2 separate regions of the Homo sapiens genome follow, and region 1 is linked to region 2. A link is a contact called in ENCODE Hi-C or POLR2A ChIA-PET data. All regions are on one chromosome and are shown on one strand. Each heading gives the region's core, a stretch centred on a gene start or an enhancer-like site at or near the end of the contact. The rest is flanking DNA. Distances are from core to core; before and after follow the strand shown. Region 1 holds the start of ATXN2-AS (ATXN2 antisense RNA). Region 2 holds the start of C12orf76 (chromosome 12 open reading frame 76).

What was found. A loop is a pair of places that touch in the nucleus more often than their neighbours do. ChIA-PET counts read pairs that join two places held with the same protein, here RNA polymerase II (POLR2A). Pooled maps may share reads with other maps.
Region 1: a pooled map shows a loop between it and region 2 (14-fold over the local background). The contact joins the promoter of ATXN2-AS here to the promoter of C12orf76 in region 2. A Hi-C loop is called at or near these places in 1 of 168 maps with a recorded cell type or tissue (ascending aorta) and 4 of 50 pooled maps. POLR2A ChIA-PET finds 5 or more read pairs at or near these places in 2 of 52 experiments (BJ and Panc1).

The regions. Positions count from the first base shown.
Region 1 is chr12:111,598,090-111,601,132 of GRCh38, reverse strand. It overlaps ATXN2-AS (ATXN2 antisense RNA), which reads right to left and starts at 1,635. Exons shown (of 2, transcript NR_146497.1): 1 at 1,580-1,635; 2 at 878-1,305. ATXN2 (ataxin 2) reads left to right here and starts at 1,818. Exons shown (of 25, transcript NM_001372574.1): 1 at 1,818-2,349. The coding sequence starts at 2,099. RefSeq lists an enhancer at 1,084-1,313 and silencers at 1,774-2,083, 2,144-2,313, 2,404-2,453.
Region 2 is chr12:110,046,872-110,050,127 of GRCh38, reverse strand. It overlaps C12orf76 (chromosome 12 open reading frame 76), which reads left to right and starts at 1,606. Exons shown (of 2, transcript NM_001389625.1): 1 at 1,606-1,765. The coding sequence starts at 1,633. RefSeq lists an enhancer at 658-917 and a silencer at 1,838-1,897.

The sequences.
Region 1 (3,043 bases), core at 386-2,885, 1.6 Mb before region 2:
ACCTGGAGCGTTTCTCCCCAGGATCCTCATGCCCATGCTCATTTGGGTCCCTGCCCCATGTCACCCTCTCCAGGAGCTTCCCCTCACAGCAGCCCTGGCCTGTACCACAGCCGGGTACAGGTATTTTTTTGTTTCAACTGGTTTTTTAGTTCCAGTTTCCTTTAGGTTACTTTATTTATTTATTTATTTATTTATTTTTTGAGACGGAGTCTCGCTCTGTCGCCCAGGCTGGAGTGCATGATCTCGGCTGACTGCAACCTCCACCTCCCGGATTCAAGCAATTCTCCTGTATCAGCCTCCCGAGTAGCTGGGATTACAGGCGCCCACCACCACACCCGGCTAATTTTTATATTTTTGGTAGAGACGGGGTTTCACCATGTTGGCTAGGCTAGGTTAATTTTTAAAGGGTTTTGCAATGGTCCCTTGATCTACTTTTTACCTTAGATGGGAAATAAAACTGATTTCCTACATTGGCAGAATACAATGATCATTTTTGCCTGGACTATCTAGGAGGTTAATTTCAGTTGGACTACTGAAAACTGCTGGTTCAATCATTCTCCACGTTTATCTAAGTCTTTACCTTTATCTGGACAGTTCTAGGACATTGAGGGGAATTTTGGTGTTTCTTCCCCTATTATTTCCTGAAGTCATTTCACTTTAAAAAACAATAGATTCACTGCTCAAAAAAAAAAAAAAAAGTTACCTACTTTCTACTTGCTTCCAGTTTAACTGCAACACATTTTAAAAAGAGTCTACTGTGCTGGCTGGGTAAGTTAAATTAAAACTTCTAAAGGGTCCAAGGTCTAAAGTTCGCACATTGTTTTGAGGTCGGCTCTGTCTCTACCGAGGGAGATCCCATTATCCGTAGTTCTACCAGTCCCAATCCCATATATTTCCTTTAGAATCTCATGAATGAGGAAAAAGAAGTTCAAGTGAGGGAACATAGGTTCAAATGAAGGTCAGATACCTAAAAGAGTTTTCTGGTGACTGTGCGCGGCTGGGGTGGAAAAAGTGGGGAAAAGGTACCCAGATGTGGGTGGCCCCGGAGGGTTGCTCCACTCCAGCCCCGGCAGGGCAGGACAGCGCGGCCTGCCTGGTAGATGCCCCGAGCCACTGGAGCGCCTACTGTGTGGCGGGCGGGGGACGGCAGGAAAACGGCAGGATGCTGTGTCCCCTGAATCTGGCAGGGTTCTAGGTGCTTTACACGTAGCAAGACACATTCTCCGCCCCAAGGCACTCGCAGTCAGTCCATTTTCTGGGTTGCATCAGGTGGGGGCAAACTAGGTCCCCGCAGAAGTGAAGATGCTGAAGGAATACAGTAGGAGAAGAAATGCTTCTCTCCTGTCCTCCACACCAGGCAGGCCCCAGAGGCTGAGACCGACACGCCCTCCCCGAAGGGCAGACCCGCCTTGAGGAAGGCGGATCCGGGTAGGGACCGCCGCCTGGCCCTCACCCGACCCCCGAGAAAGCAACCCAGCGCGCCGCCCGCTCCTCACGTGTCCCTCCCGGCCCCGGGGCCACCTCACGTTCTGCTTCCGTCTGACCCCTCCGACTTCCGGTAAAGAGTCCCTATCCGCACCTCCGCTCCCACCCGGCGCCTCGGCGCGCCCGCCCTCCGATGCGCTCAGCGGCCGCAGCTCCTCGGAGTCCCGCGGTGGCCACCGAGTCTCGCCGCTTCGCCGCAGCCAGGTGGCCCGGGTGGCGCTCGCTCCAGCGGCCGGCGCGGCGGAGCGGGCGGGGCGGCGGTGGCGCGGCCCCGGGACCGTATCCCTCCGCCGCCCCTCCCCCGCCCGGCCCCGGCCCCCCTCCCTCCCGGCAGAGCTCGCCTCCCTCCGCCTCAGACTGTTTTGGTAGCAACGGCAACGGCGGCGGCGCGTTTCGGCCCGGCTCCCGGCGGCTCCTTGGTCTCGGCGGGCCTCCCCGCCCCTTCGTCGTCCTCCTTCTCCCCCTCGCCAGCCCGGGCGCCCCTCCGGCCGCGCCAACCCGCGCCTCCCCGCTCGGCGCCCGCGCGTCCCCGCCGCGTTCCGGCGTCTCCTTGGCGCGCCCGGCTCCCGGCTGTCCCCGCCCGGCGTGCGAGCCGGTGTATGGGCCCCTCACCATGTCGCTGAAGCCCCAGCAGCAGCAGCAGCAGCAGCAGCAGCAGCAGCAGCAGCAACAGCAGCAGCAGCAGCAGCAGCAGCAGCCGCCGCCCGCGGCTGCCAATGTCCGCAAGCCCGGCGGCAGCGGCCTTCTAGCGTCGCCCGCCGCCGCGCCTTCGCCGTCCTCGTCCTCGGTCTCCTCGTCCTCGGCCACGGCTCCCTCCTCGGTGGTCGCGGCGACCTCCGGCGGCGGGAGGCCCGGCCTGGGCAGGTGGGTGTCGGCACCCCAGCCCCCTCCGCTCCGGGCCCGGCGTCCCCTCCCCCGCGGCCCGCGCCGCCGTCCCCGCCCCGTGACCCGCCGGGCTACCCGGGGTGGGCTGGGGGCCGGCAGCGCGGGGGAGACTCGCTCGGGCCTGAGCCCCGAGGCTCGGCCGGTGGGCGCAGCCGGGGTCCTCTGGGATTGTCAGGCCTGTCCAGCCTCCCGCAGCATCCCCGCCCCCTCCCCCGGCGGTCAAGATGGAGGGAGCGGGCGGCCTCCCCTCCCCACGCGTGTTGGGAGGGGTTCTCGGGTAGCGGCGATGGTCAGCCCCGGCTCCCCCTTCCGCACGATCCTCCGCCCGCAGCGTGGGGATGCTCGGGCAGCTCCTCCACTCCCGGTTTAGGTGTGAACGTTGGAGGGGTCTGGAGGCTGTGGTGGCGTTTTCCGGAACATGTCCCCCTCCATGGGGGACATCTCTGGAGGGGAGAAGTTAGGGCCGCGTCCCCCGTGCCGGTTAAAGGGGTAGGCACCGGGCTCCTCCGGAATCATCAGGGTCTGTCGGGGCTCTCTCCCCGCCCCCTCCGAGTCCTGGGAAAGATCGGAGGACGGGGTGGAGACAAGTGGGCCTTGGCCCCCGCACCCCTCTGCGTTCGTGTCCGAGGCGGCGGCGGGGGCTCCCGAACTCCCCTGAAATCGTGGGGCTCCA
Region 2 (3,256 bases), core at 357-2,856:
TACTCTTCTAGTCTTGTAGCAGGACGAGCCGCAGACAAAACCTCTCAGACACCGAGTTGTAGAAGGAAGGGCTTTATTCAGCTGGCAGCATCGGCAAGCTACTGCCTTAAAATCCGAGCTCCCCGAATGCACAATTTCTGTCCCTTTTAAGGGCTCCTCACAGCACTAAAGATTTCACATGAAAGGGTCGTGATTGATTTGAGCAAGTAGGTGGTACGTGACAGGGGCTGCATGCACCAGTGGTAAGAGAGAAACAGAACAGGGCAGGGAGTTTCACAACGTTCTTCTATACAATGTCTGGAATCTATGAATAACATCGGTTTCTAAGTTATGAGTTGATTTTTAGCTACTGGGTGTGAGGCCTCTGAGCCCAAGCCAAGCCATCGCATCCCCTGTGACTTGCACGTATACATCCAGATGGCCTGAAGTAACTGAAGATCCACAAAAGAAGTAAAAATAGCCTTAACTGATGACATTCCACCATTGTGATTTGTTTCTGCCCCACCCTAACTGATCAATGTACTTTGTAATCTCCCCCACCCTTAAGGTACTTTGTAATCTCCCCCAACCTTAAGAAGGTTCTTTGTAATTCTCCCTACCCTTGAGAATGTACTTCGTGAGATCCACCCCTGCCCGCAAAACATTGCTCTTAACTTCACCGCCTATCCCAAAACCTGTAAGAACTAATGATAATCCACCACCCTTTGCTTACTCTCTTTTCGGACTCAGCCCGCCTGCACCCAGGTGAAATAAACAGCCATGTTGCTCACACAAAGCCTGTTTGGTGGTCTCTTCACACACGTTTGGTGGTCTCTTCACACACATGAAACTGGGTTTAGGCCAGGCAGGCCCAGGCCTGGTTTCGGGCCTGGCGCCGGGCTGCCCGTCTTTGGTTTCACTTCCTTGTTGTTTCTTCTTAAAACAGGTACTGAGTATAAAACAATATAAAACAAAATGAGAGGGTCTCTCTCTCCCCCAGTCTCTGGGACAGAGCAGAGAGCAAGAACAAAATCGCTGTGCTCGTGGACTTTACATGCTAGGGCGGAGCAGGTCCTCAGAAAATCATCAAATGTACGTTAAATGTATAAGGTAAATGGTGATGAGTCTAAAGTGAATGGGGGGAATGGAAGAGAACGAAGGTAGGGAGAATGTACATTAAGGGAAAGGGAGGGTTGCAATTTTAGAAAAGGATGTCTGGGCAAGGGCTCCCTGAGAAGATGGCATTTGTACTATAGAAACACAGTATCTATTTTCCAGGCCCGTAATGAAGGTTTAATAAGAAAATGCATGGATTCGTAAAAAATCTTCAATAGGCCCCAAATGGACCTACAAGACCTCGACCCCAATGGATGAGGGAACGCTAACCACAGCAGAACGGTAATCGCGGCGAACGTTGGCACAGACGGAAAGTTGATCTGAACGGAAAGTTGGTCCGGGGGAAACATTAGTTATTGAGGAACGTTAATCCGGAACAAATCTTAGGCAGAAGCGGAACTTAGACCAGGACGCACAGTTACCATGGCAATGACGCGCGCCCTAAGGGCGGTGGCAGCGACGCAGAGAGACCTGGGAGGAGACAGAGGCAGGGCTTGCGACGGAAGTGGCCTCTCTGCTTCTGCAGGGCTGGGGAAGATGCTGCGTCCAGCGTTACCGTGGCTGTACCTTGGCCTCTGCAGCCTCCTGGTGGGGGAGGCAGAGGCCCCGAGCCCCGTGGATCCGCTGGAGCGGAGCCGGCCGTACGCGGTGCTGCGAGGGCAGAACCTGGGTGAGCGGCCCTCGGGCTGGCGGGCGGCGGGTAGTGCCTGAGCTTTCACTGCTCCGGGTGCTGGAGCCGGGCATGTACGGAGCGGACAGGGGATAGAGTGGGGAGATGGGTGAGTGCGGGGGGTGCAGGTGAGGCCCCTCAGGGGGCCCCGAGACTCCCTCTCCAAAAGCCTGGGGCAGAAGGCCTGAACTTTGCCTCTCAGCAAGTGCTCAATATGTGCCAGAACCTTCGCCTCCCAGGTTCAAGCAATTCTCCTGCCTCAGCCTGCCGAGTAGCTGGGATTACAGGCGCACACCACCACACTTGGCTAATTTTTGTATTTTTAGTAGAGATGGGGTTTCACTATGTTGGCCAGGCTGGTCTCAAGCCTGGCATGGTGTCCAGTAAGCTCTCAATATGTACTGCTTGCCCATGAATGAACTGCAATCGGGAGACCTGGGTCTCATTCTGGGTCCTCTCCTCTCTGGCAGTGTGGGCTCAGGCTAGGCAACAAGGCACATCATTTACCCCACCCCTCTTCTTTCCCAGAGGAGCCAGTATTTATTGCAAAAATGATAACAGTTTTTGAGCATTTCCTACATCCCATGTCTTGTGCTACGCACTTTGTATACGCGAATTCATTTGAGCCTTACAATAACTTAATGAGAAACGTACGGTTTGCAGCCCTTTTTTTTTCTTTTACAATAGTGTCTCCTCTGTCACCCAGGCTGGAGTGCTGTGGCACGATCTTGGCTCACTGCAGCCTCGGCCTCCTGGGTTTAAGTGATCCTGCCACCTCAGCATCCCGGGCGAGTAGCTGGGACTACAGGCGTGCACCACCACACCTGGCTCATTTTGTTGTTGTTGTTGTTTACTTTTTGTAGAGGTGGGGGTCTCGAACTCTTGGGCTCAAGCAATCCTCCTGCCTCGGCCTCCCAAAGTGTTGGGATTACAAGTGTGAGCCACCGCACCTGATGTTGCAGCTCTATTTTTCAGATAAGGAAAATGAAACTCAGAGAAGTGAAGTTATTTGCCCAAAGTTACATAGCTAGGAAATGATGAGGCCAATACTAGAACCTGTTTGGGGGCTTGAAACATAAGTTGTGGGAGGATATCTTCAACACACACACACGCTGCGTAAATATGTGTGTGTGCATGGCTTTGGCTTTGGAAGGAGTTCTGGAACTTAAAGCTTGGCAAACTTCACAATAAATCTGCCCCTCGCCAAAGTCTTCCCTTCCCACTGTATCTCCTTGGTACATCTGTATATCTACAAAGTGGCTATTAGTATCATTTTGGATTATCTTGACTCTACATGAACTCAGTGTTTGCCATGTGTTGACGACTTACTGTGTACCTAGCACTCTACTAAATAGTTTCCACACATTATCCCACTCGATCCTTCAGAACAGGGTTTCTCAACCTGGATATTACGACATGTTGGATAAATGATTTCAGGGGGCGAGGGGCAGTGGGGGGGCTATGATAAACACTGTAAGAAGTTTGGTGGCA